Linked DNA regions of Homo sapiens: region 1 is linked to region 2. A link is an interaction called in ENCODE POLR2A ChIA-PET data of the cell type or tissue named here. Cell type or tissue: OCI-LY7. All regions are shown on one strand. Region 1 has its middle 21 kb from the start of CALHM5. Region 2 overlaps DSE (dermatan sulfate epimerase).

The links. ChIA-PET counts read pairs that join two places held together with the same protein. Peaks named below come from ENCODE experiments on the same cell type or tissue, not always from the same donor. Only the 100,000 strongest peaks of a DNase experiment are listed, where the experiment ranks them.
Region 1: POLR2A ChIA-PET joins it to region 2 with 5 read pairs; 3 of 35 experiments call an interaction of 5 or more read pairs at or near these places.

The regions. Positions count from the first base shown.
Region 1 is chr6:116,489,133-116,493,132 of GRCh38, reverse strand. No RefSeq gene overlaps it. Among named protein-coding and RNA genes, the nearest start is that of CALHM5, 21 kb to the left of the region's middle. In OCI-LY7, no CTCF peak of the experiment used is centred here; no DNase peak of the experiment used is centred here.
Region 2 is chr6:116,403,405-116,407,404 of GRCh38, reverse strand. The region is part of intron 2 of DSE (dermatan sulfate epimerase); the gene reads right to left. Among named protein-coding and RNA genes, the nearest start is that of DSE, 34 kb to the right of the region's middle. RefSeq lists a silencer at 1,112-1,321 and an enhancer at 2,285-2,334. In OCI-LY7, no CTCF peak of the experiment used is centred here; DNase peaks (open chromatin) are centred at 1,224, 1,574 and 2,134; H3K4me3 peaks cover 1,489 bases; H3K27ac peaks cover 2,557 bases.

The DNA of each region.
Region 1 (4,000 bases), 86 kb before region 2:
ATAGCCTCAATTTTTAAATCTAAATTAATTAAAATTAAACTGAATTTAAAATTCAGTCACACTAGTCACATTTTACATGTTTGATAGCTATGTGTGTCTAGTGGCTACTCTAATGGACGGCACTGGTCTAGAATTCCCAGTCAAAGTTTTGTTTTGTCTCCTTGACCTTTGACACAAAGAATGAATGGAGAGGATCCAGTACCATGGAGAGAAAGAGAGGAGATGGGTAGAAAAGAAAAAAATCAAAGAAAACCAGGGCAATAAGACTGTCAGAGACCCATGAAATGGTCTCTCTCCACCAACTGAGCGGTGACGCATAGAAACAATAGAGATTACACATCCTCCCCTGGGCTCCAAGTGTGTTTTCATCACCATTGTGTAAAGCTGGGTTTCTCTGATAAAGGGCTTGAGGAAGTTACACAGCATAACTACACAGCATAACTACAGGGTTATATAATATTTTTATTTTATATTATTTTATATTTTTATTTTATAAAAGCCTTTACTCTGAACCCAAAACCTTGATTAAAGCAGAGGTTTTTTTGTCACCTCAGCAAAGCAAAAGGGGAGGAAATGTTTGGGGCAGAGACGTAGCGCAATGCTCTTAAGTGACTACACCAGATATTGCCCAAGCTATTAACTGAGGAGGTCTCCTTTGGTTATCTATTCACTGTTTGCAGTTGCTAGGAATCAGAAATACCTCCCTCAGCGTCCTGCAGACTTACTTATTGTCTTCTCAAACCTCTCAGTTTCATTTATTAGCTGTTAGGAGCCTGGATCTGTTTAGCAGTTGGAATGAATGATGGTGAATAAGTGGAAAGTTTCCTCTTCTCCCTGTTTATGAGAGACAAAAGGAGAAATTTGGAAAATCAAATGCTTGAAGTAAGAGGACGATATTAAAACTTTTGTAACCAGAGACTACTTTAAGAAAAATCTGCTACTACTTTAACAAAGATCTGCTAAATGTTAACTAACACAGTAAATGCTAAGTGTCATTGTTAAGTGTCTCCCACTGGGCTGTAGACTCTGGGTGGTTGTAACACTTCAGTTTACTTCACCAGCTTTGGAAGTTAATATCTCTTCAGTAACACTGGAAGAGTCTGTGATGGATGCATCCTCCCAGCTCTGGAAACTTCATGTGACAAAAGACTCTGTATGCTTCTTATTAAGAGAGAAAGCCAAATTTTATTTACTCCACTTAGTTGCATATTCCTTGAAAAATCTGACCAGTGTCTGCATTTCTTCATCCTAATAAACCTTCCAGAACTTTAGCTGGACATAACCAGTGGTTGACCAGTAGGGTCTATGACAAACCACCAACAGACAGGAAGGGATATAGCAGGTATAATGTACCAGTGTGTGATCTCAGAAGGAAATGGTCAATTCTTATTCAGTTAGCAAGTGTCACCCTAACATTGAAAACAAGGCACAGCCACAATAATCATTAGCAAAATTTTATTTTCATTAGAAAGGAAGAGCTAAACAAAACAAATCAAAAGTTGGAGCCCCTTCACAAAAAAAAAAAAAGTCAAGAAATAGACCTTCTGGGGGTAATTCTTGTTCTCCCTTGAACCCAGGCTCTGTCTTTCCCAATTAAATCTTTATTTGTGTCCCAGGGATGAAGCCAACTTGATTGTGGTGGATAAGCATTTTGATGTGTTGCTGGATTTAGTTTGCCAGTATTTTATTGAGGATTTTTCTATCGATGTCTATCAGGGATATTGGCCTGGAATTTTCTTTTTTGTTGCATCTCTGCCAGGTTTTGGTATCAGGATGATGCTGGCCTTACAAAATAAGTTAGGGAGGATTCTCTCTTTTTCTATTGTTTGGAATAGTTTCAGAAGGAATGGTACCGGCTCCTCTTTTCATCTCAGGTAGAATTTGGCTGTGAATCCATCTGGTCCTGGACTTTTTTTGGTTGGTAGGCTATTAATTACTGCCTCAATTTCAAAACTTGTTATTGGTCTATTCAGGAATTCAACTTCTTCCTGTTTAGTCTTGGGAGGGTGTATATGTCCAGGAATTTATCCATTTCTTCTAGATTTTCCAGTTTATTTGTTGAAATCTTTTTCCAGTTGATTTGGGCTGGAGAGTTCTGTAGATGTCTATTAGGTCCACTTGGTCCAGAGCTGAGTTCAAGTCATGAATATCCTTGTAAATTTTCTTTCTTATTGATCTAATAGAGGTGTTTATAGTATTCTCTGATCATAGTTTGTATTTCTATGGGATCAGTGGTGATATCCCCCTTATCATTTTTTATTGTGTCTATTTGATTCTTCTCTCTTTTCTTTTTTATTAGTTTAACTAGTGATCTATCTATTTTGTTAATCTTTTCAAAAACCAGCTCCTGGATTCACTGATTTTTTTGAAGAGTCTTTCATGTCTCTGTCTCTGTCAGTTCTTCTCTGATCTTAGTTATTTCTTGTCTTCTGCTATCTTTTGAATTTATTTGCTCTTGCTTCTCTAATTATTTTAATTGTGATGTTTGGGTGTCAATTTCAGATCTTTCCTGCTTTCTGATGTGGGCATTTAGTTCTATAAATTTCCCTCGTGACACTGCTTTAGCTGTATCCCAGAGATTCTGGTATGTTGTCTCTTTGTTCTCATTGGTTTCAAATAACTTATTTATTTCTGCCTTAATTTCGTTATTTACCCAGTAGTCATTGAGGAGCAGGTTGTTCAATTTCCATGTAGTTGTCTGGTTTTGAGTGAGTTTCTTATTCCTGAGTTTTAATTTGATTGCACTGTGGTCTGAGAGACAGTTTGTTATGATTTCTGTTCTTTTGCATTTGCTGAGGAGGGTTTTACTTCCAATTATGTGGTCAATTTTAGAATAAGTGTGATGTGGTCCTGAGAAGAATGTATATTCTGTTGATTTGGGGTGGAGAGTTCTGTAGATGTCTATTAGGTCCGCTTGGTCCAGAGCTGAGGTCAAGTCCTGGATATCCTTGTTAATTTTCCTTTTGATCTGTCTAATATTGACAGTGGTGTATTAAAGTCTCCCATTATTATTGTGTGGGAGTCTAAGTCTCTTTGTAGGTCTCTAAGAACTTCTTTTATGAATCTGGGTGTTCCTGTACTGGGTGCATATATATTTAGGATAGTTAGCTCTTGTTGTTGCATTGGTCCCTTTACCATTATGTATTGCTCTTTTTTGTCTTTTTCTATCTTTGTTGGCTTAAAGTCTGTTTTATCAGAGACTAGGATTGCAACCCCTGCTTTTTTTTTTGCTTTCCATTTGCTTGGTAAATCTCCTTCCATCCCTTTATTTTGATCCTATGTATGTCTTCACACATGAGATAGGTCTCCTGAATACAACACACTGATGGGTCTTGACTCTTTATCCAATTTGCCTGTCTGTGTCTTTTACTTGGGGCATTTAGCCCATTTACATTTAAGGTCAATTAAATGTATGTGTTATGTGTGAATTTGATCCTGTCACCATGATGCTAGCTAGTTATTTTGCACATTAGTTGATGCGGTTTCTTCATAGTATCATTGGTCTTTATATTTTGGTGTGTTTTTCCAGTGGCTGGTACCGGTTTTTCCTTTCCATATTTAGTGCTTCCTTCAGGAGCTCTTGTAAGGCAGGCCTGGTGGTGACAAAATCCCTCAGCATTTGCTTCTCTGGAAAGGATTTTATTTCTCCTTCACAAGGCTGGTTCAACATATGCAAATCAATAAAGTAATCCATTACATAAATAGAACTAGTGACAAAAACCACATGATTATCTCAATAGATGCAGAAAAGGCCTTCGATATAATTCAACATCCCTTCATGCTAAAAACAATCAATAAACTGGGTATTGATGGAACACATCTCAAAATAATAAGAGCTATTTATGAGAAACCCATAGCCAATATCATACTGAATGGGCAAAAGCTGGAAGCATTCCCTTTGAAAACTGGCACAAGACAAGGATGCCCTCTCTCACCACTCCTATTCAACATAGTATTGGAAGTTCTGGCAAGAGCAATCAGGCAAGAGAAAGAAATTAAG
Region 2 (4,000 bases):
TAAAGTAGATAGAAGAAATAGAGTGACACAAAAAGACATGTAAAAAAGTGAACCATCTTTTCTCTCCCACAAACCACTCTCTCCTCCCCATATTCTCCATCTCATTTGAGTATCAATATGCAACCAGTCACCCAGGGCCATCATTTATGCCTCCCTCTCCCTTACAATTTAAGTTTTAGTACATCTAAGAATCATATAGAGGACTTGTTAAAAATGCAGGTTCTGTGGCCTACTCCAAGAAGATATGATTCAGTGAGTCTGGGCGAAACCCAGGAATCTGTCTTTTTAAGGATACCCAATATGGTGAAAGACTCACACTTTAAGAAAGAGTGTCCTATATCTGATCAATCTCTGTGTAGATTTTCAGTCTTATATGTCTCTTAAATTTATACTTTCTTCTCCCCACCCTCACTGTTTTAACTGTGGTCTTCATTTCCCTCCTACACTAATATTATAAGCTTCTAACCGTTTCTTTTTTCCTGAGTCATTCCTTCCAAGCCATCCTAAACAGAAAGCTTTCTAAACCACAGGCTTATGTGGGATAAGCAATGATCTGGCCCCCGACTATGGTATCTCCTCCTGTGCTGTCCAGAACTCGCATGTTGACACTGGAAAGGAAAAGGAAAGATGGATGAGAGAGACTGTGGTAAGCATGACTGAAATGTGTTCCCTTAATGGACATGGCAGAAGGAGACAAAGAAGTAAAAAAGCCATTCTTAAGATACCTAAGGTAAAAGGAACTACCCAGCTTTATAAAGGACTCCATGAACATACTCATGTCATTATTACTCTCAAGTTATCATTAGCATGAACTTAATGTCAGCAAGACCCTACATCTTAAGTGGTGTTAGGCGTGAATATTTCATCCAAAAAATAAAGCCAACTTTTAAAAAGTGATTATGAAGTATCAATGAAAGAGAATACAGACATACATGCGGCACTTGCCAACTAACATTTTCCCTTATGATAATGAGGCAAGACATCCACAAAATTCAAACATCATGCTTGCCAGATTTTTATGTTAGAAAAATTTAAGACCCAGATTGTAAAGACTACATGAAACTTAATATATTCATGTTGCCTTTGTTCATATGGGGTGAGGGGCACTGATTTATACCCCAATTAAAGAGGGACGAGAACTCCTCTGGCCTTGAGCACAGTTCCCTCTGACAACTCTGAAAGCCCGCCCATGTTGCATTTAAAAAGGTATCAAATGACACTGAAAGGGCGGGAGGTAGGCGAGCAAGTGAGTCACCCATCGCAGAGATGACTTGAGGGTCATACCAATACTGAATCTTAGAGTCAATAAACATATCTTACAAAGAAAATTAACTTCGGATTTCCTTTCAATCATGTATGATTTATAACTGTCATAACATTTTTAAAGTTATTGTTAGAAAGAAGCATTATTAGAGTAACTTTATCTTCACCTGCATTTGAAATAGATGGGGAAGAGTTTAAATTAGTTGAGTCCTAACAATTTAGGTGAGCAGAACATCCTATTTAGGGTGTGACTGTGCACCACACAACTGTCCAATGGCACTGTAACTGGGCTGCTCAACTAATCTGTACACCTGCCTATGCCTCTCCCTCGGGTCCTCTTCATCTGCTTCCTCCCACCACAGGGCACCTGACCTTGATTCCTGCCCAAGAATCCATTTGTAACACTGATGGCAACAACCTGCTTAATAAACGGCATTCAAGAAGTGAATTCCCAATGGCTGTGTGTTTCTGTAAATTTTAAATAATTTGATCGTTGTAAAAAGCCTCATAAGTTATTTTACCCTTCTATAGTATTTTTAAGTCTCTGCAGCAGCATAAAAGGGAATAGCTTCCCTTAGGTCACAGAATGAAAAGAACAGAGAAAAAGAGAGGCAGAAAGAGTGAGGGGGAAGGGTAAGAGAAAGGGAAAAACATGAATGAGAAAAAGCCAGGGGAATTAGAGGCTGGGTTTTCTGACAGCCCAGCATTTGTCTCCACGAGTCCACTTTAATGGATTCCAGGTGCATTCTGGGCTAAGCCGCCCAGCCTTCCTCACTGTAAGGTCATGAGAAGAAAACCTGATCTTTTTACTCACAGGGCTGTGGCTCCACATGTTTGAGGCCCAGCTACATTCTCCCGGCTTTTGATTTTCAGTTTTAACTTGCAATTTTGAGAAGTGAAAAACCCGAGAAACAGCTGCAGAGAACTGCATTTGAAGCCCAGCAGGCAATGCTGAGCAAGGCAGGCACACTCCTCATTTTCATACGTACAGCAATGAAACTGGTTCATTTCAATATGCTAGAGACCTTTTTTCTCTCTTTATATTTTATAATTATATTTTATTTTTGCAAATACACCCTCGGATGACACCATCCAGAAGTTTGCAATCACAGGCAAGAATTTAATACTCAGTCTGTTGCAAAAAAAAAAAAAAAACACAATTACTTCTCTGTCCAAAAGTTCAACTTTCTTTGTTTCCCTCACCAGTTCTCCTGATTTCCTGTAGCTAACTGGCTCCAATGCAAGAGTGAAGTAATTTCTTTCCTCTGTGATTTATTTTCTGTCTGATGATAAGTAAGGAAAAATACTATAAAGAGAGAACTAAAGAGTCACAACAAATACTTTTCAAAAACACAACTCCAGAGTGACAACATAGCTAAAATGGAGTACTGTGTACCAAGAAACCTAGCGAGAATAAAGTTATATATTCGTAACTATTCCTGTGTAATAATAACAAACTTTTTAGTAAAACTATGTGCCAGGCACATAATGCTAAGAGCTTTATATGCATTACTTCATTCAATCCTTGGGATGACCTTGTGTGGGAGGAATAACCCATATTTTACAGATGAAGAACCAAGTTTACAGAGTGTAAGGAACCTGTCAAAGGACATGTGGCTAACACAATGGCAGAGCCAAGATGCAAGGACAGATCCAAAGACCACTGGGCCAGACCTGTTCCTCAGGGTTTACAAATTAAGACAAGGAGCCATGAAAAGCCTGCTGCTTGGAAATGGATGCTGTATAATTCTATGTTATCAACCAGGGCTTGAACAATAAGTGATCTCAGTTACAATCCTATCCTAAACCTCTTTTAAATGCATTCATCTTCCCATATTATTAAGTGAAATATGGTAAACTTAACTGCACCTTTCTTAAGTGATTCAGGATCTGTAATGTTTTCCAATAATTATTTGAGTACATTTTGTTTGTTTGTTTTTAGCTCCGGAAAATCACTAAGAATTTGCTGAGGAGTGTAATGTTAAGCTCATAGCAACCCATCTACCAAGAGCTTGGCTAAGATTCATAAGGTATAGGGAGGCTGCCTGGTGGACAGGCAGTCATTTCATTTTTCTACACATGCAAAATTCTACCAAAGGATTAAGCTAGATTAGGAAAAAAGTAGCCTGGGCTACCCCATATATCCATCCTTTTCACCACCCCCACTCCCTCCCTGATCAAGGTTTTAGTAAACTTTGCTTTGGAGATCCTCCATCGAGGGATACACATATGAGCAAAACAGGCATGGTCCCGCTCTCAGGTCAGTCTGGTGTAAAGAAATAACACTGTGCAATTCATCATACGTACACTGCAAGGATGAGAAGGCTGCGAGGGTTCTTCATAAAAGCCCTATGGGAAACTTCCTTCTGATCCTTGGGCCAAGAGAGTAGTCAGTTCTACAGAGTAACTGATCCCATAGTCACTGTAAACTTCAATATTGACTAAGCCTACTTTCTTTGCTACGAAAACCAACCAACCAACCAACCAAACCCCTCAGTGTCCACCTGTGGCCCACTCATGGTGCGTTTTAGATGCCTTTTAGCAACTGTCACATTCCTTGTCCAGTCAATGTCTCCAGTCTTTCCCCCCTCTTTTCTTTCTCAGCTACTTCTAATTTGAAGCACAATATTTTATGCTTCCTTAATCTTCTAGGGGAAAAGTTACAGTAGAACTTTATTGCTGATATTTTTTATTAAATTAAAATTATTAAATTTTATTAATTTAATAAAATTTATTA